2 separate regions of the Homo sapiens genome follow, and region 2 is linked to region 1. A link is an interaction called in ENCODE POLR2A ChIA-PET data of the cell type or tissue named here. Cell type or tissue: A673. All regions are shown on one strand. Links, peaks and the distances in the headings refer to the core of each region. The heading gives the core; the rest is flanking DNA. Region 1 overlaps LOC107986094 (a long non-coding RNA gene). Region 2 overlaps MAGI1 (membrane associated guanylate kinase, WW and PDZ domain containing 1).

What was found. Peaks named below come from ENCODE experiments on the same cell type or tissue, not always from the same donor. Only the 100,000 strongest peaks of a DNase experiment are listed, where the experiment ranks them.
Region 2: POLR2A ChIA-PET joins it to region 1 with 8 read pairs; 1 of 35 experiments calls an interaction of 5 or more read pairs at or near these places.

Annotation. Positions count from the first base shown.
Region 1 is chr3:65,275,118-65,280,501 of GRCh38, forward strand. The region is part of intron 3 of LOC107986094 (a long non-coding RNA gene); the gene reads right to left. Among named protein-coding and RNA genes, the nearest start is that of LINC02040, 100 kb to the left of the region's middle. In A673, for the core only: no CTCF peak of the experiment used is centred there; a DNase peak (open chromatin) is centred at 2,884; H3K27me3 peaks cover 2,901 bases.
Region 2 is chr3:65,596,879-65,602,262 of GRCh38, forward strand. All of the region lies in intron 2 of MAGI1 (membrane associated guanylate kinase, WW and PDZ domain containing 1), which reads right to left. Among named protein-coding and RNA genes, the nearest start is that of MAGI1-AS1, 290 kb to the right of the region's middle. RefSeq lists an enhancer at 1,076-1,627. In A673, for the core only: no CTCF peak of the experiment used is centred there; no DNase peak of the experiment used is centred there; H3K4me3 peaks cover 346 bases.

The DNA.
Region 1 (5,384 bases), core at 320-5,319:
TGTGCCAAAGCAACAGAGGATACATTTACCCAGACCTCCGTTACATACCCACCTGCATAACAGGAAGTGGGAGTCATCACCTCCAAACTACCAGTCTGAGAGTAGAGAGGTAGAGTAACCCAAAAGAAAGAGATACATTCTGTTAGGAGAAAGAATGCTGTGCAGACAAAATAACAATTATTGCATATGCCAGATCTTCCCTGTTCTTGCCTCACCCTCTTCTCCCACTCCTCTGGACACTCCCTGCCAGTGAATCTCAGTGGACACCCTGCCTCACCCCCACCCCTTCATAAGGGTAATCCCCACTCATCCTGTAAGACTCAGCTCAATTATCCTCCCTCCAAGGAGTTTTCCCTGACTACTTATATCACCATAATCCCATGCTGGATTAGGAGCCCCCAACAATCCTGTGATTCTGTTTGCTTATCTCTGTCATGACACTTACACATTGATGTGTCAGTCTCCACTCCTGGACTAAACTCCTTGAGCGCAGGGACTATTTAACTCAACTTCATATCCCCTGAAATTAGCAAAGTATCTTGCATATAGTAGGCAAGCCTCACTGTGCAGATGAATTAATGAAAGAAATCAGCCTCGTCAGCCTCAGTGTGCAAATGAATTAATGAAAGAAATTTCAACATGAGGTCAAATCCCAAACATTTACACACATGCACACAGGTGGTATTCAAAATGGCTAACAACCTGTAAATTCACAGACTCATCAGAAAGGACTCTGGCTGTAGAATCAGGACAGAGGCCTGGAGGCATCCTTCAAGAGCCAAGTGTTTCCACTTGGACACATCAAGCAGATCAAGGGGAGCCCCAGAGGGTACAGCAGGTAGCCAGAGGGGTACTCAGGGGCAGCATCTATTTACCAAGTGCAATGAAAATATTTCAATATGTCATCAACTGGTACAGGTGTACTGATGCATACTTGGTGATTACCAGATGTATAGCTATTTGTGTGGGTGTTCATGTGTATAACATATTTAAATATATTGCATACACAGGTATGTATGCAATATAAGATTTCCATTAGCTTGTCTTTTACACATTTTTTATAATAAAACTTCTAACAGTACCCAGAAAGATTTCTGGGAAATGTGTCTTGGCCTAGAAAGATACAATAACTCCTTTTCCCAACCTAGTCTCCATCAGAGAAGCATCTGCTCTGACTTCAGCTCCCAAAACCAGAGTCCCCAAAAGATCCCTTGCAGATGGCTCCAAAATGACACTATTCTCAGTGCACATGCTCCTCTTATAAGCAATGTAGTCATACTCACAGCCTTCCCCCAAACTGGCATTTATTTCCCAAGAGGGTTCTGTACTCTTCTCTAAAAAGATGGAACGAACATTAAAGGTCTTAAGTGATCTAAAGACAACCAGGGTTAGGGAAACCTTCAGAGAAGCTAATTTTGTATTCACAAAGAAGGTAGCAGTGGTCAGGTCCTGCCAGTGGGTGAATTTACAACATATAATTCTTTCAGAATAAGATATGCAAATTAAATCAATTAAATCCTGGCTGTGCTTGGCCATTCTAATGTTCACACTCACCACCACATTAATTGAAACAGCGCTGAAGGAGTCTTAAATTCAGGGTAATAAGTTGTGTCTGAGATAATCAACAGGCAATGCATTCATATCAAGGCTGAGTAAGAAATGCTGATTCTAAATCACTCAAGGATCCAGCACTGCATGTGAGAGAGGCTAGTCGCGTGGTGCTGATACCCGAGAAGGAGCTCTGTTTTTTAATTCTATTGACAAGAGACACAACTCACTCATGAGAGGAGCTGTTTTTTTTTCTCTGACCACCAAGCAGGCATGAGGGTGACAAGAAGAGCAGTGCCTGAGATCTTGACTTAGCAAGAGGTGAAGGGAATAAAATTGCAGAATTTAAAAACGGGGCCAATGGCTAGAAGGCAAGCCAGAAAATGACTGCTACATACCAGTAGTAGCTCAAGACAGAAATGTGGGTGTTATCCTAGATTTATCTCATTCTAATGATCCCTCTGCACCAGCCAATTCATCACTAAATCTTCTTTTTCTGCCTCCTAACTATACCCTTAATCCGTCGGCTTCTGTTGACAACAATTGGCCACCTCCCTAGATCAAACGCTTACCACATCTCCCCTACACTTTCGTAATTGCCTCTTTACTATTTTGCCTGATTTCATTTTTGTTTTCCTCCAACATATTCTCCTTGTAGAAGCCACAGTGGCATCTTATAAATAGAAATTTGATCATGTCACTCCTTGCCTTAAAACTCCTCCATGGCTTCCTGTTGCACGTCAAACAAAATCCCAGCTTTGTATAATATCATGATCCAGCTAGCCAAAATAATGGGCCCCTTCCTACCTCTCTACCTGGGTCTCGGTACCAAATACCCCACTCCCCACCATAATCTTCACCCTCTAATTCCAGCCACATTGGTCACCCTTCACTTCCTCAAAGATTCCAAGCTCTTTCCTCCCCCAGAGTATTTGCAATGCTCTGTCCCTTCTTCCTGGAACATCCTTCCTCACTTCTCCCAGCCTCACTCTTGGTGTCCTTCTACGGCTTCCTCCTTCTGATCTTACTGGTCACAACCTAGATACTACCTCGTAAATGAGCCTTTCTCTGACCACCCATCCCAAAGAACATGTGTTTCCTCCTCCAAAACCCAACATCTTGCAACACCACCTCCCCAAAAGAGAAAGCTTAGTACCTTCTTCTAGGGTTTCCTCCTTATTCCCTTGCTTCAAAGAGACCAAAAACAGAAATCTCAGTTTTTACCCTAGCCATCTCAAGCCTGTGGATGCTGCAACAGTAGCAATGGGAGATTAAATACTCAGAAATCTGCTCCTGCTGGGATCCATTTCCTCTGTCAGCAGGCACACTCCAAAAGGGATGGCAGGAACCCACTTGAGCTGATTTGCTTTGAATCCGGTCAACAAGGCAAGGCAATTTAGCCTCATGTTTAGTACCACTTGCTTTACTAAGTACATTCTGACGAAGTTTTAATGACCTAACCCAGGGAGCACTCTATCTACATGTAAGTAAATTGGTTGAGAACTTTGATTTTCCTACTGGAAATCTCACTATTAATCCATGATTTATTAAGCTATTAGTCAAAGATTTCAACACCCTAAACATGCTGTCATTAATACTTAAACTACCTTCCTACTTCTCACCCTCCTGTTCCACTTCTTGGAATGATTTCTGGAGGCTGTTGCCTCTGGGTATCTGCTATACACCTTACTGGCATCTCCATCTCACCTTATGTTCTGCACACATACTCTTCAGCCTTGAACTCTGCATTATCCAAAGGGGCCTTAAAAGAATTGCCACCGTAGTCTTAGTGAATTTTTGTACTTCTTAATTGACTTCACCCACCTTGGCCCTGTAAGTGATTTTAAAATGCCCAGTAGTGGCTTCTCATTTTTCTCAACTAATTAACCTGTTTAGTGAGATCTGTCTTCTGCAAACTCATTCATTTTTACAAACAAGCTTGAGAATATGATGCAAAAGAAGTATATATAATGGAGAGTATCTCTTTGCCAAGCAGCCTGTCAAAAGAGATAAGATTCTGTATATATATATATATATATATACCCTTCTCTGGGGTTAAAAAATGAAACTCTTGAAGGAAAATAATAATCAAATTACTATTACCACTGTCATAGTCTATTAAAAGGTATGATACCTTCTTTGTACTCATACTAGCATAGGTAATAAGCATTATTCTAAAATTTAATGTTCTTTCCTTTTCTCTTTTGTCATTTATTCCCTTTATCAGAGTTCCTTAGTTTTAAGAAACCAAAACCAAGCTTCAATATCTAAAGATAAAATGAAGTTTACCAGAAAGAAAGAAAAGACTCACAGCATCAACCAGAGATTTAAGACCAAGGATTAGAAAATATTAAGGAACCACAGGACACTGGCAAAAGCTGTGTTTCAGGAATATTTTGGCCAGCTACTACTGCCACAAAACTGAAAAGATAACCGTGCCTACTACTGCTGCCTAAGTGAATGTTATTGGATCTTTCATCTTTGTGTCATCTACTCAAGATAAAGTCCTTGGTGAGAGAATCTGATGGGCCAAACCTAGCTCATGTGCCCTTAACCCAGCAGGCAGGCAACATGGAGAAGGGGAAGCTGACCCTTGGTGGGGATGCTGTGGTACACTGACAGATCTCTCAAGACCCAGGCTCTCAATTCCCCCAGCTGCTGGGGATATTGCCTGCTGATGGTTCCCAGATAAATCCCTCCCCTGGAATTGTCCTCCACTGGGAGAAGCTGCCTCACCCAAGGGTACACTCTGTACTGGGGGCAGCCTGCATTCAATGCCTGGGTATGTTACTGGAAAGCGGTCCTGATCCAGATCCCAGGAGAAGGTTCTTGGATCTCATGCAAGAAAGAATTCAGGGCGAGTCCAAAGTGCAAAGCGAAAGCAAATTTATTAAGAAAGCAAAGTGGTGAAAGAACAGCTGCTCCATAGACAGAGTAGGGTGTTCCCGATTGTAACAGGAAGAACGCACCCAGTCTAGGTACAATGCTTGTTTATATACATGATAACAACAACAACAACAACAAAAAGTCATGGGGATAAGTGCTCTGCTACAAGGGTTTGTGATAAAGAATTTATTTTATTACTATATTTTGCAAGAATCGATATTATTATCTTTAAAGCAAAATTAGGAATGCTTCTGTTCTCAAGGTATTGGGATATCAGGACTTTCCTGAGTCTGGGTCTGTTTAGTAAACATTATCAATCTGTTCCCTTAATCATAAACATCTAGAGGCTAGGAATACCTCACTTTCTGTGAATGCATTCCCGCAAGCCCCAGCCTCATTTTTCCTAGCCCTCACTGAAGATGGATTCCCCTCTGATTCTAATGCCTCTGACAGTTGATAAAGGAATACAAATGCCTGCAAACTGTGCCTCAATTTGGGATATCTCTGAAGAGCCATCTTAGTCTCAGAGCTCCTTGTGGAGTTGACTGAGGCCTTTATGCAAACTACATTACAGTTCAACTTCACCCTCTGCCCCATCCAGCTTTCCTCACTCCCCTACCTGTGTTGTTCCTAAGAGTACTCCCCAGCGAACCACCTGCAGGCAAACATCTGTCTCAGGATCTGTTTTGACAGCCTCCTTCAGTTTTCCAAAAAGAACTACACATAATAGGATATTGTGCATAAATAAGACAGGGCATGGATACTGGGCAATCAAATAAAATGGCATATGTCCACTGCATGCTCAAATACTTTTCTGTATCAAGTAAGATGCTGCCATTAACAGTTGACAATTTAGAGTTTCATTTAGAACTTTTCTATGGAGTCAAGTCAGTTTCTCTACCCCCATTCATCCATTCCCTTCCCCCATTCTCCCTAGCTCACTCTTTCAT
Region 2 (5,384 bases), core at 54-5,053, 320 kb after region 1:
CATACAAATGTTAATTTCCAGGAAGCAAACTTAAAAAGCCTTCCGCATGTACATTCTTCCTTTTAGAAATAGGAAAACGGACAGAGGAGAATCGCAGCCCTTCCGTTTCTAATTTTCCCCGAGAGCTTACAAAGCCCTCCAAAGTGCAAAGGCATTTGCCCACCGCGCTGCCCGGGGAAGCAGCTCTCCCTCTCCCCTGCCTTCCCCAGCCTGGGCGCCGGAACAATGCAGCAACATACATTTACCAACACCTGCTGGAGCCTATTAATATGCACGGGGACGTACTGATTTTTCCCCCCTCCCTTCCCCTGCCCTCCACACTGAGCAGGCTTTCATCTCCTCCTTTACCATCCATCAGGAACTCATTTCGCCGGCCCCCTCCCCCTCCCACCCCCAGTCCCCATTCAGCCGAGCCCCTCGCTCCAAAAGCCCGGGCTGACGAGCACACTTTGGAATGCACTTCATTAAAATTTAGCTGCCCGATTCCAACCTGCAATGCGGAGGAGGCAATACAAAGCGCGCGCCACACTTCCTCCAGCATCCCCTTCAAAAGCCCCATTGTTCGCCAGGCATCTGCTCCAGAGCCCGGCCTCTCCCTATCCACTGACCTCTGATTTTTTTTTCTCCCCCCTCCCCCTTCCTCCCAGCCTGGCCAAACGGGCCTGCCTGGTGAATTAAAACGCAGCCGCAGCCATCTGGCCCTCCCAAGCTGGCCGGGTTTCTCCCCGCCCCTCCTCCCTGGTCCACACACCACACACGGCATCTTCACCTCCATGGATATTCCCACAACCCAAGCTCAAACCTCCGGTGGCAGGGAGCCTCTGCCGCCGCCTGCCTGTCCCCAGGCTTCCTCCGGCAGCGGAGCGTTCGAATCCAGAGGTGGGCAGGGGGCGGTGGAGGGGTGGCGAGAGGAGATCATGGACCACTTGTACTTGCCTGCAAACCCCAGCCCAATCGCCAAGATTAATCCTTCCCTTTGTGAGCCTGAAACCGCCTCCCACCACGCTGGTCCTTGGCTCTGCAGCGGCTGTAAAGAGAGGCGGGGGTGGGGGGGGGGTGGGACCGAACCCCTTCCTGGGAGAGCTGGGGGCGCCTCGGCCACCTGACCACAGAGCGGTTTTTCGAGGGAAGAGGTGCTGGCAGCAGGAGCAGCTGATGGTGCGAGAAGGGAGAGAAGATGCCCAGGCTTGCGCCTTTTATATTACTGGCGACATTTCTAACACATGACAACAATTTCCATCTGTATTTAAGCCGGGAGTGTGAAAAAAGAGCATTACATCACAGAGCCCGGGCTCCTAGAGGCTGCCGGATATCTAGGCCGGGGGGATTAGGGGGCTGCACCTGCGGAGGGGGCGGGGACTGAGCGAGCCTCTCCCTGCTGGGGCGTGTCAGGTCCCCATCACCCGCATGGCCCTGTGGGAGCCCCTGGACATGGAAAGGCGGGAAATAGGGTTGCCCCATTTGCGACATGCTGGAGGCTGAGTGCATGAGTGGGTGGGTGAGGGCGAGGGAAGGGGCGTGACTCCCTTTCTTGGTTAGGGATACAACCCTGACTTCCCAAGAGCAAGGGACAGAAGTCCCTTCTGATGAAACTGACTTCTGCCTTTCTGCCTCTTCCCCAACTTTGGAAGGAATTCCAATAGATAATAACTCTTATGTTTGAAATAATTGTCTTCCTTTGGAGTTAAAATAAAGACGATGGAGTGGCTTAGAAAATGAATTTGAAGGATCCACTTTCAAGGAATTGACACTTCAAGAATCAAAGGTACAATCTGACTCAGAATCAAGCTGCTTCTCTACTGCTCACCTCTATGTCATTAAAACTCACTGTTTTTAAGGAGTGATAGGATAGTGGATAGGGGGAGGCTGGCCTCTGGTGCAGATGGTTGGCAAAGCTGCCTCTTTAAAAGATTCTCTAAGAGCCGGCGGTATCACCTCCACCCTGTTTCTTTTGAGGGATCCTTCCTCTTCATCCACCTTAGTGAGAAAACTTTATTGAGAGACCTCTAGCTTTGGAAAGGTAAGTTTTCTCTATTTTCAAATGGTCAGTCATTGCTGAAGCTACACCTTGTAGCAAGAGAGTGAATGCCTCCAGACTGTCAAAGAAAGGACGCTATCCACTGCCTTCCTTCTCATAATCCAGGTGCTACAGAGTCACGTGCAAGCATCCTCCAAGAATTCATTACTACAACTTGGACAGGAGGAGATAAAGGGGCTGCAAGATGTTCTGAGAGGAAGAATGCCAAGAAAATAGGGCAAGAGGGGAAAGGAAGCAAGGGCATACCTCTTTCTGGGGTATGTTGGGGGAGGCAATGCAGAAGCTAGATTACAAATGGGTGGATCATAGGATGGCAAAGCAGGCTTTACGGGTGCGGGAGAAAGGTGAGAGGGCAGTGGGCCATTTAGATAACAAGGCAGCACAGATCTTTCCTTCGAATGCAGTATCGGCTGGATTTCATAGCAGATGAGAAAATAAATGTTGTTCCTTCATATTTGCTACTCAGTAAACCTAGGCATGTCCATCTGAAAAATCCAGGGTGTGGAAGGACAGCATGTCTAAGGCCCCTTTTCCTTCTAGTCACTCACTGTGGTCAAAAGACTCAATACTGGAGTCAGACTCACTAGGTTCCAACTCCATCTTTCCATTTTCCAGCTGTGTGACTGTAGATAATTACTTGCCTGTTTCCCCTGGTGTACAAAATGGAACAAAAACTCTCTACTTGTTATACAGATCACACATACAAAGTGCTTGGTACAGTTCACCATACATAACAGGTGCTCACTAAATGTCACCTATCACTACTGCTACTATTATGATTGTTTCTATATAAAACATCTCAACCAAATGAAAGTGTTCATCTTCTACTACTGAGGGGACCTGCAAAATGGAACAGCTCCCAGGGCTTCAATTAGTGAAATGCAAACACCAGAACCCTAGACATCCTGGACCTGCCAGAAAAAAGCGAGTAAGATGTCTCGGAAGAAACACAGATTCGCTGGCTTCATTCTTGATTCACATCTACTTGCAGGAAGGTGAAAGGCCTTAAGAGTTACATGCAAAGTATTTGCTTACCTATTTTGTTTGAGAGAAACAATAAACTTAAGGGAATACTTTATCAACCATGTACATAATACATACGAGCATTTACATCACTTTTCCTCTCAATCATTATTTTTAAAAATGGAAAAAGAAAAGCAGATACTACATAAAACTTTCAAAAGCCTTTTGCCACAAGCTAATGCTGAAAAATGGAATTTGTATTTTATTAGTTTTCCACAAGAAAATGATTGTACAGTACAAATTAAATTGCTCTTTTGCAAGGAATCTGCATAGAGACTTCCCTGAAGGGAACAAAAATACAAAAGGCATTCTTTTTATGAGAGAAAGAAGGGAACTTTTATTCAATAAGTATTCAAGGATGTAGCTTTCCAGTCTTCAATAGGGAAAGAAAAATAGCCGTCATTTTGGTTAGGAAATATCCCTAATAATAACAAATTATTTTCAATCAGAGCTCCAAAGACCAGGTTTCTCTATGTGCAAGAGAAGCACAGGAAAAAGAGTCCATGAAAATCTACTTGGTTTTTCTCAGAGGTGTAGTATCTTGACACACTCAATCTCAAAAACCAAGGCTCTCCCAGCTTGTGTGGTCTCCAGCAGAAGCCAGGAGAGATGCTTAGTTGCATTTCTTTTAAAGTCTCTTTTGTCGCACACACAAAATTAAAACCAGTAGGTCCTGGGCTAGCCAGCTTCATGGGCGCCTGGCTTATAGAGCCAAGGGCAAGCTATGGCTGCAGTGCCTTGAGAGCACAGTTTAGAGAGGCAGTGAAATGTAGACACTTCTTTACTGGCAATTTTTGAGAAATAACTGTGAGAAAAAGGCCAAGAGTTTCTCTCACTGAACACATTGAAAGTAATTAGAGAAATGTTTAGGAATCACAATAAATGCTGTGGAAAAGTGACCACTTGCGAGGCAGTAGAACATACTGGTTATGAGAGTGGGATCTGGGGCTAGACCAGTTCAAAACCCCACCTCTGGCTTTCTCAGTGTGAACCACTGGGCAAACTTGACCTTACAATGACTCTACTTTTTCACCTGTAAAATGAGAGTAAAAGGAGTTCCTGCCTCATGGAACTGTGATGAAGACTAACTGGGTGAATAGAGGGCATGGTACTTAGATCTGAGTTCCCGGCACAGAGAAAGTGCTGACTAAGTATTATTACTGGCACATCAACACGCTAACTCTTAGGTGTGGATTCCCTCTAAATGCTTGCTCTGCATATGTTTTTCCACAAATATTTATTGAGCACATACCAAGCATATAGCTCTGTTGGATATAATAAAGAGGCAGAATATATCCATGGGGTCAGAAAGGGGTTTTATAGTTTGTTTGTTTTTTTAATAGAAATGTCCTTTGGATAAAATATGAACTCACATAACACAGGCCACATTCACTGACTAAAATGTAGTAAGAACAGCCATTAACAGTCAAAGGGAAAGCAAAAATTCATAATAAAATCTGCAGGATGTACCCATATGCCCACACAGAAGGAAATTATAGCCTTAAATGCATTTATTAGAGAATAAGAGAGACAGAAATTAATTATGCTTTCTATGCATGATGCTGTAAAAGTTAAAATGAAATAAATTAAAAAACAAAAGTAGAAAATTCAACAGTGTTGGGACAACTGGATATCCACATGCAAAAGAATGAAGTTGGACCCCCACCTCCACACCAAACACAAAGATTAATTCAAAATGCACCATGGACCTAAAATTATAAAACTCTTTTAAGAGTAAGATAAAAAAGCAGTAAATCTTTTTTATCCTGGGTGACACCAAAAGCACAAATAAAAAAAAAACAGAAATTAGACAGATTAGAGTGTATTAAAATTTAAAACTTTTGTGCTGAAAACAATATCACCAAGTTAGTGAAAAGACACCCATGGAAAGAAAAAAAATACTGGTGAAGCATTTATCTGATAAGGTCCTTGTATCCAGAATATGTGAAAAACTTCTACAACTAAACAATAAAAAGACAAATAATCCAATTAAAAATAGGCAAAGGAATTCAATAGGCATTTCTCCAAAGACAATACACAGATGGCCAACAAGCATATGGGAAGATGCTCAACAAATCAAAACCACAATGACATCCCATTCATACCCACTAAAATGGCTATAATCAAAAGGACAAGTAAGTAACGATGTTGATAATTGGAAGTGTCCTGTATGCTAATATAAAATGGTTTAGCCACTTTGGAAAACAGTCTGGCAGTTTCTCAAAAAGTTAAATTTATGATATGACCAAATGATTCCCTCAGTATACAGCCAAGAGAAATAAAAACATACATCCACATAAAAACATATACATGAATGTTATAG